2 separate regions of the Homo sapiens genome follow, and region 2 is linked to region 1. A link is an interaction called in ENCODE POLR2A ChIA-PET data of the cell type or tissue named here. Cell type or tissue: IMR-90. All regions are shown on one strand. Links, peaks and the distances in the headings refer to the core of each region. The heading gives the core; the rest is flanking DNA. Region 1 has its middle 52 kb from the start of LSMEM1. Region 2 overlaps TMEM168 (transmembrane protein 168).

What was found. Peaks named below come from ENCODE experiments on the same cell type or tissue, not always from the same donor. Only the 100,000 strongest peaks of a DNase experiment are listed, where the experiment ranks them.
Region 2: POLR2A ChIA-PET joins it to region 1 with 8 read pairs; 3 of 35 experiments call an interaction of 5 or more read pairs at or near these places.

The regions. Positions count from the first base shown.
Region 1 is chr7:112,530,907-112,535,318 of GRCh38, forward strand. No RefSeq gene overlaps it. Among named protein-coding and RNA genes, the nearest start is that of LSMEM1, 52 kb to the left of the region's middle. In IMR-90, for the core only: no CTCF peak of the experiment used is centred there; no DNase peak of the experiment used is centred there; H3K27me3 peaks cover 143 bases.
Region 2 is chr7:112,777,983-112,782,394 of GRCh38, forward strand. The region is part of intron 2 of TMEM168 (transmembrane protein 168); the gene reads right to left. Among named protein-coding and RNA genes, the nearest start is that of TMEM168, 10 kb to the right of the region's middle. In IMR-90, for the core only: no CTCF peak of the experiment used is centred there; a DNase peak (open chromatin) is centred at 1,899.

The DNA of each region.
Region 1 (4,412 bases), core at 316-4,315:
TATGCCTTCACAACACAGGGGAAGACAAAAGGTACATGACATTTTTGAGGTGGCCTACTGTGCAAATCATATTAAGCATTTGTTTTCTTAAGATCAAGCAATGTGCATCATAAATAGCCTCACCCCATTCCTATCCTCTCCTATGTTCAGAGATGGGGTGAGGCTTAGGGGAGTCTACCGCATACATTTCTATTTCTTGTTTTAAACAATAGAGAATTTTTATATTTCGATGAAGCTGCATCAAAATGACTACATTAAAATCTCCTTGTAAGCCAAAACAATACTTGCAAATTAACCCTGTCATAATATCTTTCTTTGGAAATCACTTGAGTTGAGAAGCCGACATTTAAAAATTATGGAACACACAGTTATGAATATAGAACAGACTATAAATAGTATCAGCTTTGAAAAGGGAAAAGCAAAGAGGCAGCTGTCAATGGACGGAAGGTAGAAGGGGAAAGTGAGATGGAGGGCAAATAAGAGTGTTAATATTCTCATTTTACAAACTGGAGTTGAGATTGAATTGAATACGTTCAAATAGTTTAATGATTAAAACAATAAAGATAAGCAATAGATGAATTAAAATAGTTATCTAAATATCAAAAATGAGGAGGCGAGAGGAAGGAAAGGTGGGTAATAGTGTGTGCTGAATCCTTGCCTATTGTGGCAGAAAGGCAATAGATACACATGGTCTAAAGTTGATAAATCAGCCGTGAGAACCATGTTCAGCACGTGGAGGAGCGGAACAGAGAAGAGGGAATGAGAGGAGATGGGAGATCTGGAAGGCCTTTGCGCTGAAATCATTAGTCTAAGGTGATAGGAGGTCTAGAGAGGATTTTAACTCTTAGTTTGCAAAAGGCATTTCATATACTCTGGAAGTGTTGTTACTCCCATGTTGAGGAACCAAGATATCTAGCAAAGCAAAGTCTTGGTCTTATAGTTGCTAAGTCAGAATGTTTTACATGCTGGTTACCCATGGTTATTATCTGTGGCTCAACAACAACCCAGACTGAGACTGAGCCTATAGCCAGGTAATTTGTGGGGGGAAAATGTCAGGATTTAGACTGTATTAAAAGAAGATAATATACAAAATCCTTGCATTAGTCAGATAGTTGTTAGGTTATATTACATCTATTTTCAGTCAAAGCACTTGAGAAAAATAGGGTAGAAAGAGAAAAAAGTTTGGAAAAGAGACTAAAAAGGTTAAAGGATGTAACGTACAGCAAGTCCTCATTAACTATAGATCCATGTCCTTATTTCTATTCCAAATATACCAAGTAGAGGGATCTCATAGACTTTGTTTCTCTTGAGACAAATATTGGCTTAAGAGACAAATATTGGCTTAGCAATTAGTATAATTGCTGCTTATGTCAATTGGCCCTAACTAAAGCCAACAAAAAAGATCTATTAAAAATTTTAGAGAATACCACAATGCTTTTACACAATTATTTTGCTTTTGCTTTAATATTTTCATATAACATTACAGATGTGGTTGAAGCTCCCTTTGCATCCTCCCCAATTTACTCACTTTAAAAATCTTTCTCAAGCTAACTCATTATTTTAAAATGTTTGTTTTCTGCCCAAATTAATTTTAAGACATATATTGTATTTCTGTCTTTAAACATTAAAAAAATTTGTTTTGTGTGTTTTTAAATAAGTGGAATTATGGCATAAATAACATCTTACAAGTTATTTAAATGTCAGTTTTTCATTACCTTTATTGAGAGATAATTCACATACCATACTATTCACCCAGTGAAAGTATACAATTAAAAATTTTTTAGTATATTCACAGATATGTGCAACCATCACCATGGTCAACTTAAAAAATATGAATATGTGTATATATTGTATACATGTGTGTATATGAATATGTGTATTTGAGTGTGTGTGTGTATATGTATATATATGTGTATATATATGTATATGTGTGTGTATATGTATATATATAATGTGTATATGTATATATATAATGTGTATATATATACACACACACACATACACACACACACACGCATATATATATATATATCGAGAGAGAGAGAGAGACAGACAGACAGATAGGCAAGGTCTTGCTCTGTCATCCTAGCTGGTGCACAGTGGCATGATCTTGGCTCACTGCAGCCTGGACCTTCTGGGCTCAAGTGATCCTCCTACCCCAGCCTCATAAGTAGCTAGGACCACAGGCATACAGCACCACAGCGGGCTAATATTTTTATTTATTTTTTGTAGAGGTGGAGTCTCCCTACGTTGCCCAGGCTGGTCTCCAACTCCTGGGCTCAAGGGATCCTCCCGCCTCTGCCTCCCAAAGTGCTGGGATTACAGGTGTGAGCCACCACACCCAACTGAATATGAATATTTTTATCTAAAAAAGAAAACCCGTGCCCATTAGCTATCACCACCTTATCTCCCCACTTCCTTCCTTTCCTAGTTGGAATAACCGCTAATCTACTTGATGTCTTTTAGATTTCCCTATTATGCACATTTCTTAGGAACTGTGTACTGTAATATGTGGTCTTTTGTGATAGGCTTCTTTCACTCAGCACACATTTGGCATAATTTTTCAAGGTTCATACATGTGGTAGCATGTATCAGTACTTCATTCCTTTTTATGACCAAATAATATTTCATTGTGTAGATATACCACATTTTGTTTATCCATTTGTTCATTGATGGACGTTGGGATTGTTTCCACCTTTGGCTATTATGAATAGTGTTGCTATAAACATTCATGAACAAGTTTTTGTGTAATATGCTTCCATTCTTTTGTATACCAATATCATCTGAAGAACTGCCAGACTGTTTCCAAAGAGGCTGTGCCATTTTACATTCCCATGAGTAATGTATGAGGGTACTGATTTCTCCACGTTTGTCAACACTTGTACTTGTCTGACTTTTTAATTCTAGCTGTCCTTGTGGGTATGAAGCGGTGTCTTGTGGTTCTGATTTGCATTTCCTGATGACTAATAGTGTTAGGCATCTTTTCTGTGCTTATTGGCCATTTTTATATCTACCTTGGAGAAATTTCTATTCAGCTCTTTTGCTCATTTTTAAATTGGTTTATTTGCCTTATTATTAAATTGTAAGTGTTCTTTAAATATTCTGGATACCAGTCTCATTAGATATAGAGGTTGCAAATATTTTCTTCCATTCTATAGACTGTCTTTTCACTTTTGTGATATCCTTTGTAGAACAAAAACTTTTAATTTTGATGAAGTCCAATTTAACTATTTTTTTCTTCTGTCTCATGCTTTGGTGTTATATTTAAGAATTCATCGCATAATCCAAGGAGGTCATGAAAACTTACCCCTGTTTTCTTCTAAGTTTCCTGGTTTTAGCTCTTCTGTGTACATCTTCAATCTACCTTAATTTTTTTATATGGTATGAGGTAAGGGTCCAACTTCATTCTTTTGCATATGGCTATCCAGTTGTCCCAGCACCATTTGTTGAAAAGGCTATTTTTTTTTCTCCTATGGAATGATCTTGTCACCCTTGCCTAAAATCAGTTGGCCATGGATATATGGATTTATTTCTGGACTCTCAATCCTAGCCTATTGATCTATATGTCTATCCTTGTGCCAGTACCATGCTGTCTTGATTATTATTTCTTTGTACTAAAATTTGAAATTAGGACATGTGAGTCTTCCTACTTCTGTTCTTGTTTTTGAGACTGTTTTTGGCCATTCTGGGTTCTTTGCAATTCCTTATGAATTTTAGGATCAGTTTGTCCATTTCTACAAAGAAGTCAGGTGAGATTCTGATAAGTATTGCATCTGTAGATTAATTTGGGAGTATTGCCATCTTAACAATGTTAAGTCTTCAAGTCTGTGAACATAGGATTTTTCCAATTATTTTGATCTTCTTTAATTTTTTTAAACAATTTTTGTAGTTTTCAGGTTATAATCTTTGTACTTCATTAAATTTACTCCTTAGTGTTTTATTATTTTTGATGCAATTATAGATGGAATTATGTTAATTTAATTTTTGGTTGCTCATTGCAAGTATATGGAAAAACAATAGATTTTCATATATTGATCTCTTATCTGCAATCTTGCCAAACTTGTTTATTAGTCTTGATTTCAAAAAATTCCTTAGAATTTTCTATATACAAGATCATGCCATCTGTGATTAGAGGTAGTTTTCCTTCTTCATTCCAATCTAGATGCCTTTTTTTTTCTTACCTAATTTCTCCAGCTAGAACTTACAGTACAATGTTGAAGAGAAGTGATGAGTATGGACATCTGTATTGTTCTTGATCTTAGGGGAAAAACATCAAGTTAATAGTTAAGTAAATATAATTATTGAATCTTAGGACAAAGTTTTTTTTTTTTTTTTTTTTTTTTTTTTGAGACAGAGTCTTGCTCTGTTAGCCAGGCTGGAGTGCAGTGGCACGATCTCGGCTCACTGCAACC
Region 2 (4,412 bases), core at 154-4,153, 250 kb after region 1:
TTATATTATTATTAACTTTAGGCCTAGGATAATGATACCTTCTCCTAGAGGCAATCTGTTTCTTCCAGAGAGCTGCGGACATTACGAGTCTACATATCTTAATTCAGGTTTGACCACTTAATCCCAGGTTGAACCACCAACAGGACACAAGGGCAGAAAGCAAGTTCATGAGAGGGCTATAACACACATGGCTCCACCCTCTTCTTTCAGTGTGTAAGCGTAAAATGGGAGGTAATTTACCAGAGATCTCACTTCTGGAGGCCCTGGGCTTGGCTTTTATTTTTGCCACTCTTGAGGGGACCAAAAGTGCAGCTCAGCTTTGAAAACAGTTTCCTCTATGTATACAAATGCCTGCAAGGCACCGCATTGAGTCTTTTCATCCCAGGAAGTATGGTGTGTTTTTCCATTTATTGAAGTCTTCTTTTATAACCTACATTGAGGTTTGTAGTAATTTTAAAATAAAAGTTTTATAAGTTTAAAACTTATTTTATGTTTCTGTTCTTACAAATGGAATCAGTTCCAATTTTCTGATTGATTTCCAGGCTATTACATTTTATATATTTACATATTTTTTCTAAACCAGTGCTTCTCAATCTTCAGTATGTTTTTACTATTAGAAAAAAGTATTAAACAGTTTGATTTAGCAGTGAACTAAGCAAATGATAAAGTTCAATTGTCAATCAATTTGTAGATGACTTAAATGAAAAGCCTAATAATTCAAAATTCCAATTAAAATGTTAATTGATAGTGATGTTATTCAATACCCTAATGTTGGTTTTGCAACATTGATGATGATATTTGATACAGTAGACTAAATAAGTAGATATTTAGGGGTCTATTGATCACAACTCATAAATAACAGATGATCTGTTACTACTTGCTTTTTATATTAAAAAATCTTAGAAACTGAGAATTTTATGCTGATTGACAGGGTCTCACTCCGTCGTCCAGGCTGGAGTGCAGCGGCATGATCACGATTCACTGCAGCCTTGACCTCTCAGGCTCATGTGATCCTACCACCTCAGCCACCCAAGTAGCTTGGGACCACAGGCACATGCACCACCATGCCTGGCTAATTTTTTTATTTTTGTAGAGACAAGGTCTCCCTATGTTGCCCAGGCTGGTCTCAAACTCCTGGGTTCAAGCAATCCTCCTGCCTTGGCCTCCCAAACTGCTGGAATTACAAATGTGAGTCATCATGCCTGGCCCTGTCATACATTTTTAGAAAGCAAATTTATCAGGAAAAAATCATTAAGTACTTCTATTAGGTTATTTTGAAAAAGCAAGCTTAGAAAAACAGTATTAAATATTCTATTATGATCACACACAAGTTAGTATTTTGGCAATACAAAAATTCGTAATCTTAACTGAACAGATGGCAAGTATGTCCAGGGGAAGCCAAAATAAATTTAGGATGTTTTGTCTGCTTGCCACTTTCAGAGAGCTTCAATTTTATTGGCCTGCAAACCTTTATTCTATAGCTTCAATCTAGAAGTCATTTGTGACTTTGGAGTACTCCTTACACCTTAATTCCAAGTAACAAATAAGATCAATTGATTCAAGCCTACAAGTACTTATTCTCCTTTGCTTCTCCAAATTATCCTCAGCTCATTATCAAATTTTAAGACATGGCTCATATTTCAGAGCAGATATAAACTGAGCACAAAAGAAGACCAATAAACAACCTGTAAGTAATGCCCTTTGAATAAAAGTTGTTACTAGTTATTAGATCTCTATTCAGCTGGGCTTTCAAGTCATGGTCAAAGTATTCAATGTTTCATATCCTAAAATTTTTCAGATAACAGGAACAAAATTTCTTTATGCAATGTCATTTTTAAAATGTAACATTTACATAAACATATACGGCTTGTTTGTTTAGAAGCATTCTTGTATGAGTCACCTTATGCAAACCAGATTTGGAAAACATACATAGAAGTCTAAAGAAAGTAAAGCCCAACTAAGAAACAGTATACGTAAATGCGGCAATATATAAATGGAGAGACTGTGAGAAATCCAGCTTTAAGAAACCACAGGCGACTTTCAAAACTTTGCTTGTTTCAGGAAATTTAAGAACATTATGAAGGCTACTGTATAATTTTAAAGTCAAATGACTTCTTTACGTGGAAGAAGTAGGGCATAGTGGAAAGGACCCAAGCTTCGGAGTTAGACTTTTGTTCAATCCCAGCTCAGCCACTTGCTATGTGTACACGAATAAGTTAATTAACCTTTTGAGTCTTGATTTCTGGAATATATACAGAGATAATTTATGTCATGAGCTTATTCTGTAGATTAGAAATACATATGTATGGCAGTATAAAGTTAAAAGAAATGCTTTCCACATGACCCAGCAATCCCACATCACACTAAAATAAAAGCTTATGTTAACACAAACCCTTGTCTACAAAGGTTTATAGCAGCTTTATTCATAATTACCAAAAAACTGCAAATAATTTCAGTGTCTCTCAACTGAGTAAGGGATAAACTGGAACATCCATACAATGGGATATTGCTCACAATAAAAGTAACTAACTTACTGATGGCACACAGCAACACAGATGAATCTCAAATGATTTAAATAAGAAGTCAGACTCAGGGCCAGGTGCAGTGGCTCACACCTATAATCCCAGCACTTTGGAAGGCCAAGGCAGGGAGGACTGCTTGAGCGCAGGAGGTCGAGGCTGCAGTGAGCCATGATTGTACCATTGTACTCTAGCCCACACTGCAGAGCAAGACCCTGTCTCAAAAACAAAAGTCAGGCTCAAAAGACTACAATGTTAAATGATTTTACGAATATGACATTCTGGAAAAGGAAAATGTCTAGGAACGGAAAACAGGTTGCCAAGTACCTGGGGTTGGGAGAAGGACTGACTACAAGGAAGCAAGAGGGAATTTTGGCAGTGATTTAACTGCTCTACAAATTGACTGTGGTAGTGGTGGTCACACAAATACATGATCCGTATCAAAAAAAAAAAAAAAAAAAAAACGGGGGCACAGATAGTTAATATTTTGTTTTGCAGGCCATACAATCTCTGTTTTAACTACTCAACTATGCTGTTTACCATAATTACAAGAGTTAATATGGTAAGAAGATATAACAAACATGCATTTACCTCTAGGAACAGTGCTTCAAAATAAAGAAGCAAAAAAAAAAAAAGACAGAATTGAAAAAGCAAGTAGACAATTCAGGAACTATAATAGAGATTTTCATCTCTCTCAGTATTACAGAATTAGACAGAAAATTAACAAGGCTATAGATACATGAACACCACCACCAACCAACTTAATCTAGCTGATATTTATAGTACACTGTACCCAACAACAGAGGACTCATTATTTTCAAGTGAACATGGAATAAAACATGCCATGCCACAAAACAAGTGGCCTAAAAGACTAAAATCACACAGTGTTCTCCAACTACATGGAATTAGAAATCAATGGAAAGAAATGTGAGAAACTTCCAAATATTAGGATATCACACAACAAACTTATAAATAACCCATGAGTCAAAGAGGAAATTTCAAAGGAAATTAGAAAACATCTCACCAGATGGCATAGTGCTAGCACAATGGTAGACATATAGGTCAATATAACAAAAAAACTCAAAAATACAACCTTACGTTTATGTTTAACTGATTTTAAACAAAGACGCCAAGGCAATTCAATAGGCGAAATGTTAATCTTTTCAACAAATGGTGCTGGGAACAATGAGATCTATATATTAAAAAAAAAAAAACAAACTTAGATCCTTATCTCATACTATACTCAAAATGGATCATACACCTAAATGTAACAGTTAAAACAATAATGCTTTTGAAAGAACTGTGACCTAGTGTTGAGCAAAGAATTCTTAGATAAGATACTAAAAGCAGAGCCCATAAAAGAAAAAGTGGATAAACTGGACTCTGTAAAATTAAAAACCTTTACTCTTGAAAACTCTTCAAAAATTTGTATCATTCAGAAAATAAAAACAGAAGCCACAGACTGGGAGTAAACATTTCCAAATCATTTATCTGACAAAGGGCTCGTATCCAGAATATATAAGGAACTCTTAAAAGACAAATAACCTCAGCTTTAAAATGAGCAAAAGATGTGAATATTTAAACAACAAAGTAAATGGCTAATACACACATAAAAAGATGCTCAACATCATTAGTCATTAGAGACATAAATTAAAACCACAATGCTATCACCTACAGCTAAAGGGATTCTCAAGTAGATCAACTTTAGGAAAGAGTAGAATGGAAGGTGAGAATCAGGAAACTGATTCTCTTAAAATTATCTCTGCTGACAGACTCCTTGGAAAGTTTTTGTGTACCTCCAGTGGTACACACCATATCTGAAGACCACTAGGTAAGAAAAAGTTTGGAGACCAAGAAAATATTCATATTTGGTTAACAGAATTTGAAAGCCTG